2 separate regions of the Homo sapiens genome follow, and region 1 is linked to region 2. Evidence: chromatin loops called from intact Hi-C (ENCODE). Cell type or tissue: dorsolateral prefrontal cortex. All regions are shown on one strand. Each heading gives the region's core, and the rest is flanking DNA. Links, peaks and the distances in the headings are about the cores only.

The links. Hi-C counts contacts between places; a loop is a spot of excess contacts. Peaks named below come from ENCODE experiments on the same cell type or tissue, not always from the same donor. Only the 100,000 strongest peaks of a DNase experiment are listed, where the experiment ranks them.
Region 1: a loop joins it to region 2, with 6 times the contacts of the local background. A loop is called at or near these places in 6 of 110 quality-filtered maps.

What each region holds. Positions count from the first base shown.
Region 1 is chr2:15,728,323-15,733,696 of GRCh38, forward strand. No RefSeq gene overlaps it. Among named protein-coding and RNA genes, the nearest start is that of LINC01804, 40 kb to the left of the region's middle. RefSeq lists a silencer at 3,965-4,024. In dorsolateral prefrontal cortex, for the core only: no CTCF peak of the experiment used is centred there; a DNase peak (open chromatin) is centred at 2,359; H3K27ac peaks cover 2,001 bases.
Region 2 is chr2:15,798,196-15,803,569 of GRCh38, forward strand. No RefSeq gene overlaps it. Among named protein-coding and RNA genes, the nearest start is that of LINC01804, 110 kb to the left of the region's middle. RefSeq lists an enhancer at 2,554-3,401. In dorsolateral prefrontal cortex, for the core only: a CTCF peak has its summit at 3,220; a DNase peak (open chromatin) is centred at 2,996; H3K27ac peaks cover 3,829 bases.

The DNA of each region.
Region 1 (5,374 bases), core at 237-5,236, 70 kb before region 2:
TGTCCGAGCAGCGCTCTGGAGCATAGACTGAGCCTTTGTGATGGTCATAGCTGGTGGCCTGTGCAGGAATGAGTTAGCGTCCCTCCAGGTGGGTGCGGAGGAGGAAATCCAGCCCCACCCTGGGAGACCTCCTGGGTTCATCCTGGTCTAGCATGAATGACTCTGTCTTGGATACACCAGGCTTCCTTCCCCTTTCTGCAGTAGAATTCATCGAATTCTGCCAGTGCATTAGAGATGTGGGCTTAAGAAAATCCAAATGACATCAATCAACTAGTGATGAACAAATATTTGCAGAGCCCTTCCTCAATGTCACACCCTCAGTTTGGAGCTATAGTTTAGAAGAATATGGGGATTAATGAAACCTGGCTGCTTCTGTTACATTCAAGAGGAGAAAACCAACAATAAACACACAGATGGTACGTCAGATGGGGAAAAGAAGGCAGGGGGAGAGGGGTAGGGAGGAAGACTCCCCACTCCTGGGGGATTCGCTGCGGAGACAAGATTTATGTTCAGGAAAAGTTAACATGCAGGAAAAGTAGTTACAATATAGCTCCTTAGTCTGAACCATGACTAGATAATCATATGGTGAGCCTTTAAATGTACCTGTGGGATACGGAAAGAAAGGACCTCCTTGTGTCCTAACCCATGGAGCAGGGGGGTGCAATAAAGTACTGTGGGTGACAGAGTTATTTGAAGGGGTGATGAACTTTGCGGGTGAGATGGCCTGAATTATCAAGTTCAATAGATAAGGAGGGTGAGGCCTAGAGGGGATGTTTCTCACCCAAGGTCACACCCAGAGCCAGTGTCCAAGTGGGACTAGGGCCCAGGTGGCGTCCTCGGGTTCTTCCAGGCCTGCCTCTTGCCTCCTAAACATTTTCATCTGTTTCTGGATATTGGTGGCTCCATGAACTTTGGGCGATCTCAGCGTTTGGTTTTCAGGTCTGTGACTGGAAGGCAGAAGGGATCTGCTGACTCCACCTGCAGATGGACTGAGTCCTTCTCGTGCCCATCACCTTACCGCTAAGGTGTAAAGGACTCAGGAAAGGGACACAGGAGCTGGGTCAGGGTAGCTGCAATCGATTGCTTGGACAAGAATGGACCAATGACACTCACAGCTGACATCATGGTGGTGACTTTTTATGAAAGTCAGGCCAGAGCAGACACAATGAAAGTTAAAGCATTGAGTGTGAAGTCTTGTCTTGGAGTCAAAAAAGCTGAACCAACTAGCTCAGATTGGCAGGGGGTGATGGGGATATATGGCAAGCACAAGGGTATGAGAGAAGGACCCTAGAAGGTTCTAACTAAAATTAACCTCAATTTTGTTTTATTTTTTTTAAGGAGAAATGTGGTTTCACTATGTTGGCCAGGCTGGTCTCAAACTCCTGACTCAGGTGATCCACCTGCCTCAGCCTCCCAAAATGCTGGGATTATAGGCGTGAGCCACCATGCCCAGCCAAATTAACCGAGATTTTATGGGCCAGCTGTGTATGGGGGCAGTCAGTTAGCTAATGTGACTTCAGGCTGGATTGCTAGAGATTCAGTGCCTAGAACAAGAAAGATGATGCTCTTATTCTATTTGTGCTGGTCTGCCCACTCCTGGAACATTGTTTTCAGTTGTTCAGAGGAAGAGTGGACAAATTAGCATATCACGAGAAGAAGGGGCCAAGGGGGGCAAAGAGACAACAAGTATTCCCTTTGAAAAACTTCGGAAGGAAGTGAGGGTCTCATCCTAGAGTGGAGGTGGGCATACCAGGAAGAGGAGATCTACTGTGAATATCCGTCAGGATGAGAGGTAACAGTTGTGTTTTGTACAGGCCAAGAGAAAGACAGCTTAGAGTTTGCCTCTCGTGGTAATGACCTTCATGTCTCTGGAAGCACTTGTATGAGGGCTTAATCATAAGAGATGCCAGAGAAGGGATCGCTTCACATAACGATAACAATAGTAATAGCTAACACTTGTTAGTTGTTACTATATGCTGTGTACACTTTACGCCAATTAACTCAATTTTCATAACGACCCTATTAGGTAAATACTATTATTATCCTCATTTGACAGAGGAACAGAGGGTTATTAACTTGCTCAGGGTCCCACAGGGCTTTGACACCAGGCAGTGTGGCTCCATAGGCTGAGCTCCTGTAGTGCATGAAGAGCATTTGTGCAAAAGACCTCTAAGATTTGTCCCATTCCTGAGACCCTGAGGTTTCAGGGAGTTCCCTGCTGGGACCATTCCCCAGTTATTTACTTCCTTGTAATAGGTCATGCTTAGCGTAAGGCCAAGGAGACAAGACACTGCTGACTCATTCTTTCCCAGCTGTGCAGGCTGGGCACAGAGCCAGGCTGCTTGTCCAGCCCTGGGGCAGATGCCGGCTGCTGCGGTTTGGCAGTGGGTCAGCAGCTGGGATGAAGCCACAGAGTCTGACCTGTGAGGAGGGTGGTGGGTCCACAGGAACCCAGGCTCTGCAGCCCTTCTGAGATGGGCGGATCTGGGCATAGGAAAGAAATGCAATCAGGAATGCAGCAAGGCAGAGTTGAAAAGTCCTGTGAAGACTGTGCTGAGCATCAGGGTCGGGTAAGCCTCCTCTGGGGGTTGCATAGGAGCTGCTCACAATCATCCCAGTATTATTCACATCATCTGTATTTAGTGGCACCTCCTTGGTGCCAAGGTGTGAGCCATGGCCCCGGGTAGCACAGCCTCCTGCTTCCCAGCTGCTGGAGGGATTGCCCTGATCCCATGCTTCTCCAAGGTGGTCTGGGGGAAGCAACCCAGCAGCAACTGTAGGAGCTGCCCAACTCTCCCACTGCCTCAAGGGCTGAAGGGATTAATTTCATGGCATACGTGTGTCCCCCTAGATAAGCTCTGCTGCAAAACACAAAAGTGGCCATGTTCTCTCCCAGCACTTGAGCTTGCCTTGAGACTGAAATCCAAGTGATGCCCCTCAGGCTATCACCTCTGGTGGATGCCCCTCCAGCCTGTCTTACCCATGTCCTTCTTGGGCCATCAGCCTTCTGTTACCTGCTGGGATTGTTCCCAGTCTGGGACACCATACCCCAGTTCCTCACCTGCCTGACTCCTGTGGGCCCTTGGAGTTAGCACAGGTTTCACCTCTTCCAAGAACCTTTCATCTTGTCAGAGCATTGGCCAGGCAGCCCCGGGATCCCTGGTTGACTCTTCTGGGTTCCCTGAGGACAGGGCTGTTCCTCATCTCTGGAGTGCCAGCCCCTGCAAAGCAGTTGGATAGAAACGCAATCGTTATTGGTGACAATTTCTCACAGTTCTACAGCTCCTTACGGTTTATAATGCATTTCACACTTATTCTTGCATTTGAGTTTTGCAGAATTTTATGTGTGTTCCTTTCTCTGTCGTCACTGAGTGCTCACTCTAGGCAGCCCTCTGCTAGGCGCAAGTGGCAGGATGGAGGAGCGTGCCAAGGACTAGGAGATTACATGGAGAAGCTAACATTAGCCTTAGTGCTTCTTTGCCATTTGGGGAAGCAGATTTTGGAAGCTGTCACTTCCAAGGTGGAGTTCTGGGAAGTGTTTGGGCTTCCCCTTAGCAGGTGCTCCCTAAATTCTAGGCACTCCCCTCCAGCACTAGAGCTTTGTATTCTGACCCCTGACCCTCACAGCCCTTTGCCTTTGATCAATGTATTTTCTCAGACTGGAACCTCCTTCCTCTGCTTTTCCCTGTTTATCAACCTAGTTTAGTTGCCCCTTGCTTCAGACAACCTTCCCTGTCTCTTTCCCTGCAGCCCCCGGAGTACTGTAAGGCCCTCCACCAACAGACACCTTTCACTTTATTGTCCTGAATCACAGGTTTAAGCTTAAGCTGGGTTCCCTCCATTAGATCTCTGGAGATCCAGAATTAGGGTCAGATTTATTTCTGTTTCCCTGCACAATATCTGTTACATAGCAGGTATTGTGTTGGAGAGGGAATGAATGGATGGATGAATGAATGAAGAAACTGAATTGAGTCCATCTCAGCTTCTCCAACAAGGACAGAAAAGAAACAGCTCAGGAGACGTAATCTTATAACATGGGGTTTCTCTGTAATTTGCATAAATAACCCACTCTACTAGGTTTCACGCCTCTTGGGAGACCTACCAGCTGCCTGCCTCTCACTTCCAGTTTCCAAAGAGGAAGGAAGGTTTCTACCAGCCCAGCTCAGCTGGTCCAGGGACTAAATTACCTTCCCATCACTGAGCCCCTTTCTCATTATGCCAGAGGAAGATCACTACTGCCTGTCCATTTGGGCGGCTTATCCACGTGGCCTGGTTCCAGGAGCCATCTGTGTGATGTCATTCCCAATACGATTTGAAACTTCCAGCATCTGCAGCCCCCACTGGTGTTGAATCATAGTGAGACTGGCATTATCATCACCTCCACTTTACAGATGGGAACTTATCATGGTGAGGGTTCTAGAGATGGGGTGGGGCCGGGCCCTGTGTCTCCAAACGAGCCCAGTGTATCTCTTGAGGCTGGCCTCTCCCTCTCCCTGGTACAAGCCAGGGCTTCAAAATCCAAAAGATCTTTCTTCATCTTTTCCAACCCACTATGACCCAAATATGCATCTTCCTTTAAGGAATGTCTTAGATTTAAAAAAATTAAAAACTCAAAAGCTTCTGAGGCATCTTACCTGAGCTTATCAACATCTTTCCCCCATTCCTTCTGATATAACTACTTGGGCTGACTTGAAGCCTCACTTAGGTGCAGCTGCAATGGTGTGAGGTTTTTGTTGTTGTTATTGTTTTTGAGATGGCGTCTGGCTCAGTCATCCAGGCTGGAGTGCGATCTTGGCTCACCGCAACCTCCGCCTCCTGGGTTCAAGCAATTCTCCTGCCTCAGCCTCCCGAGTAGCTGGGACTACAGGCATGTGCCACCACGCCCGGCTAATTTTTTTGTGTTTTTAGTAGAGATGGGGTTTCACCATATTAGCCAGGGTGGTCTCAAGCTCCTGACCTTGTGATCTGCCCGCCTTGGCCTCCCAAAATGCTGGGATTACAGGCATGAGCCACCGCGCCCGGCCGGTGTGCGGTTTTATTTGAATGGAGCTCCCGTTTGAAATAAAAGCTCTATGATCTAACCTCTCCTGGGCCTCCTGCCTTGCATCCCTAGGGGAAGTTTTGGGGCATAAAAGTCCAATTTCTTTTCGTATTGGACGCTTGGATGAGAGAAAGAGAAACGAAATCCTGGCACTGAAAAAAGCAGAGACAACCAAACCCAATTATTCCTACTAACTGGGAAGGAATTCCATTTGAGTTAGTGGTTCCCAAACTTGTCTGATGATAAAACTTGCTCGATTGGAACCTTTATGTCTGGACTCTGAAAAACCTACATTTTAAAAATTAGAGATTCCCTCCCCAAATTTTATCAACA
Region 2 (5,374 bases), core at 228-5,227:
ACAGTCTGGCTGGGGATGCAGGGCAGCAGCACAGGACATGTGTACGCCGTCACCACCTGCCCACGGGAATGCAGCCATCTAGGGAATGTGGGGGTCCTCAGAGTTGCCCCTGAGGGCCAAGGGGTCCCAAGTAAATATAAACAAATTGTCCAGTAATCTGGTCTCCAAAGATGGGCCAGGCTCAGAGATGTGGTCATGCCAGAAAAATAGCTGATTTTGGCTCCGGAAGACACTAACTGTGAAGCGGAGCTGGACTAGGAGTGGACCGTTTCCATCAAAGAGGTGGGTGGGATTTAGCACACTGCCTTCCTTGTTTCTGTGTCCATTTTCTCCATAACATTGTGAGCTTTTGAGGACAAAGTTTTTATCTGGTTAACCTGTGAATGGATGGCACTTACTTAGTCATTCAATAAATATTGGTGGAAGAAAGTAAGATATGGAGGAAGGTTGAAAGGAAGGACAGAAGGGAAAAAGAGAAGAAAGGAGGAAGGGAAGGAGGGAGGAAGGAAATGCCAGAGGAATCCCTGAGACATCTCAGCCAAGTGCCACTGGCCTCAGCTAGTCATGGTAGATGAATATTTGTAAAAGAAACTAAGCTGATTCCGATGCTTCTGGGAAAAAATCCCAACTTCCAGGCTTGAACTTTAAGCTCCTCACCATCTGGCCCTAATATTTCCTTCTGGCCTCATCTCCCACTATCAGTGAATGAACTCAACCAGCCTGCATGCAGTTGGCCACAGCCTGGCCCTAGCACTGAAATCGCCACCTGGCTTTCTTATCTCTGAGTCACTCAGTCCCCATATCCTACTTGGATGGAACCCCTTGAGAGGTTTTAAGGGTCCTTTCCAGGCATCCAGTCCTAAGGATACTCATCTCTGAAAAGAAAGAGGAGAAAGAAAACGGATACAATGCAGGATCATGAGTGTGACAGCAGAAGGACTTCCAGGATAAGATGGAGCCTCCAAGGCTAGCTGAAGGCTCAGAGGGAGAAAAGTGCCTGAACTAAGGCTTGGAGGATGAGCTATGATTGCTGGTGATTAAGGGAGAAGACAGACATTCTAGACAGAGGAGGGGCCTATGCCCAGGCACAGAGAGCAGGTGCTGTAATGGATCCACTGCCCTTCCTCTGGCTCAGCCTGGACAATTCCTTTGCATCCTAGAGGTCCCAAACTTTCTTCTTCCGTGCGTTCCTCCCTCTCTGACCCTGTGGTCCCTCCAGCCCCCTCCCACAGAGCACCTGGTGCCACCCTCTCTCAGTGCAGGGCTCTGGGTCTGGGTCTGTTTTGCTTCATGGTCAGAGGTACAAGCACAAGTCACCCTCTTGCTCCTACTGGTCTGGAAGCACCCTAGAAACAGGTGACTCATCCTTGAGGTAGTCTCTAGCAGAGCCTGAAACAGGTGCTCAGCTGATGCAAATCTAAACACAACTGTAGCTATGACTATCGGGTGCTGTGCCAGGCACCAGATGTGCAGAGACAAATACAACCAGTAGATTCACGTACCCTTTTCTATCTAGGGAACACTCAGCCAGTGCTAAGTGCTTGGCATTTGTCCTTGCAGCAACCTGGTTCCCAATTGGGTCACTGTGACAGGGGAGAAATCGAAGGCCAGAGTCACAGATCCCACAAGTGGCAAAGCCAGACCTCAAACCCAGGGTGTTTTGAGTTCCAACTCAGCATATTCCCCAACACCCCAAGTGCCCTCCCTGCTCCCGGGGTTGTCCTGGGACTAGCTGGGAATGAGGCGAGTGAGGCAGTGCTGAGAGATCTTTGAAGGGCTCTGCAGGCCAATAGGTCCTCAGGCCTCACACCAGGAAGTCCCGGCTGCTTCCTGGACAGGAAGGCAGCGCAGGGGAGAGGGCAGGTGCCTGGGGACCCTGGGACCCTGGCCTGATCCTTCTTGTACATGAGCCACAGGGAACACAGCCTACAGGGCAAGCCCAGGAGCATCCCAAGAGGATGGACATAGGGGAGAGTGAAGTCAGGCCATCGCATATTATCCAATTTTTCTGGCACCAAAATCCCTGCTCCCCCAGGTCAGCATACTGCTCCCGTGATGTCAGCGCATGCAGTCAGAGTCAGAGGCACATGCACGAGAGGAACTGCATGGGTTCAATGAACCCGGGAGGTTACACTGTGAGGGGACGACCCACCAGATGGGACTATTAGAATTCCAGAAGTCTACACCATGTATGTCCGGCATGGTCTCTGGCTTCAGGCACAGCCCTGTCCCCACACCCCACACCCCACACCCACCCCAGTATAGTGAATATTCACCCAAGTATAGCGAATGCCAAGGGCTTTGCAATCATTTCGGTAATGACTTGATATTCCAGAGGATCTAACACCATGCCCAGATGGGACTTCAGGTGTATAAAGTGTTTTTACCTCCAGCCGGTTCCTACCGTGTCCCTGAGTACTGGGGTTCACCCCCATCCCAGGTGAATAGCAGGCCCCAAGAGATAACATGCTTTGCCGAGGTCACACCTTTATTTCAATGACACAATCCTTTATCAACACCCACTCAGTAAAAGGGACGGTGACGCTTTGCACATTTCATTTCATTTTTACAACGATCCTGAGAGACAGAAATTAATACCCTCATTTTACAAATGGGGAATGAAGGTTCTGAAAGGAGTTGATGCAATTTGGCTAAAGTCACACAGTGGGTAAGCAGCCGATGTGGGACTCAAACCCTGTCACACAACTGTGTACGCCAGCTCCGAAGAGAGCAAAACCTGGCAGAAGGAAGTTGGCCAGTGCAGGGTGGTACAAGCAAAATACAAGAGTTCAGAAGCTAGGCTGGGCCTGGAGCGGACCAGTGTTGAGGAAGCCTTGTCTCCTCTCCTCCCCCCGGAATGTGAGCAATGTTTGATGACGCAAGACCCAGGCCTTCAGCCGCCTCCAGGGTGAGACTGGGCCCTGGGTCTCTCCAAGCCTTGGTGGGCCCCGGCGGCTGGGGACTGTGTGTCCTTTGGAATGAATGGAGCCCACAGTGTGAGTGCAGGCCTGGCTAGGACCCAGGGGCAGAAGCATGGGTACAGCCACTTCATTGTGTGGGCACAGGAACCCACTGGGGCCACATGCAAATGAGCCAGCTGGTGGGGATGGCGGCCACAGGCCAGGAGTCAGCCACGAGGAGGAACAGGAAGGAAGATGCCCAGGAGGAGAGGCCCAGGAATCTGAGCACGCAGCCTCCATCCTCGGTCTGCTAGAAACCAAGATCCTAGGGATGGCTGCCCCACCTTTGCTCCCCAGTGGAGGTGCAGTCAGCAACGCTGCCGGGGTATGAAGGATTTGAACCTTCAAACGCTTGATGGCCCAGACTCTCTCCAGAACAGAAAAATCTGTGTGCACACACACTCATGCACACAGTATAGGCACAAATGCAAGCGATTCAGACCTAGGCTTGTATCGCTGACATAATCGGTTCTCAAAACCTTTATGACAACGTGCAAATGATTATGAAGTCCCCTTAGCGTTTCGATAGACCTACCACGTGCACAGCCATTTCTCTTCCAGTATCTTAGTTTATTCCCACAGCCACCTTTTGAAGTCAACGAAATTGCAAACTTCGTCCCTGGCAATATGTTTTACAGATGAAGAAATGAAGGTTGGGCCAGTATCGGTGATTTCATTACGGTAAATTGCCAGTTAGTGACAAAGCTGGCACTAAAAGCAAGGTCTTGTGACTTTTAGTCCAAAGTCTTCCTCCGTGGGGGCCCTGATCCTCCAGCCTGGGTCTTCCTGCCTGTGGGCTCCCTGTGGGCACCGCCACTCTCAATTCCCAGCCCCTTTGTGTTGTTCTGTCTGCTCAGGGGCAGCTCATGCTCCACCTCAACCTCCATCCCGTGGGCCTCTCCACATAGCTGGGTTCAGGCAGGGTCTTCTCCTGCCTGGGATAAGAGAATGGAAGGCTTTTAAATGGGTGAATCACTTAGACCCAGAGAGAATGCTTCAATTTGGTTATAATAGAGGGGAGAGGAGTCTACCCAGACAAGCAAGGGAAAAATGAATCCGCTGTGTGAACTGGCATGGCAGAGGCTGGGGATTGGCCAACACGATGTGCCCTAGGGCGAGTTGCTTGTCTAGTTTTCTCTTTCTGGGCACCAGAACCTTAGCTACAATAGATCTCTGGAGTATATTTGGCCTAGATATCTATATGAAACTTTTCTGTAGAGTTTTTTTTTTTTAATTCAGAACTCCATAAAAATCATAAAAACCAGGTGCTGTGGCTCATGCCTGTAATCCCAGAATTTTGAGGGGCCAAAGTAGGAGGATCCCTTGAGCCCAACCTAAGCAATATATTGAAACCCCATCTCGACAAAAAAATAATCAAAAATTTAGCCAGGAATAGTAGTGAACACCTGTGGTGGTCCCGGCTACTCAAGAGGCTGAGGTGGGAGGATTACTTAGCTCAGGAGGTAGAGGCTACCATGAGCTGTGATCATGCCATTGCCTGGACTACAGCATGAGACCCTTTCTAAAAAAAAAAAAACCCAAAAAAATAAAATAAGGAGACCATTTTAACCCGCAGTGTAAGAGGACAGGAAGGCTGTGACCATTATTGATAACCCCTACCCAATAAATTACTGAAACTTCTCACGCAGGTGAAACGATAGGAGGAAAAGTTGGGAAAAGTATGTCTGGTTTGTTCACCAGGAGACCTCAGCAACCAGCCCAGAGCTGGCCACACTAAGTGGGCACAATGCACGATGCTCCATGTGAACACTGACTCTTCCTTTTCTCTTAGCTGGGCTGGAAATAGACTTTGTCCTCTGACTTCCTTTGTCCTCATCTGCAAACAGGGCAGATGTGAGAGGCCTGGCAAGTGTCTATGATCTGGGTGAAAACATCTGCTTCCAGCACACACGACACAAGTCAGCAGGAGCCAGGAATGTTCCTGCACTCGCTACCGTTTGACTTCTTTCATTAATAACTTGGGAGGATTGCAGGCAAGGGCTTCTGGCAGGAATGAAAGGAAATGATCCAAGAAAAAAATCAAACTCATAAATAAGTTAAAGTGACTGATGGAAGGCTTTTGATCTTTTTTTTTAAGTGAAATATGGGCATTTCCCTTCAGAACTCCGCAGGTAGAGGGAGAAGCCAAGAGGGCTGACTTCTTAGGGGTTAGCATGTAGACACACACTTTCAAACTATGGCCCCTTCTCATTGGTCTTCTGGGGATCGGGAAGTCTCAGTTGGGCTGAGAGGAGGATGGCAGAATAAAGGAGAAAGAGCATGAACTTTGGAATCAGTCCAAGCTGGGTTTCAAACCAGTTGTGTGATCTTGGGCAAGTTCATTATCCAAATGTTACATTCCTTTTGTGTCGACTGGGGGAAAGAATGCCTGCCTCACAGAATAGCTGTGGAAA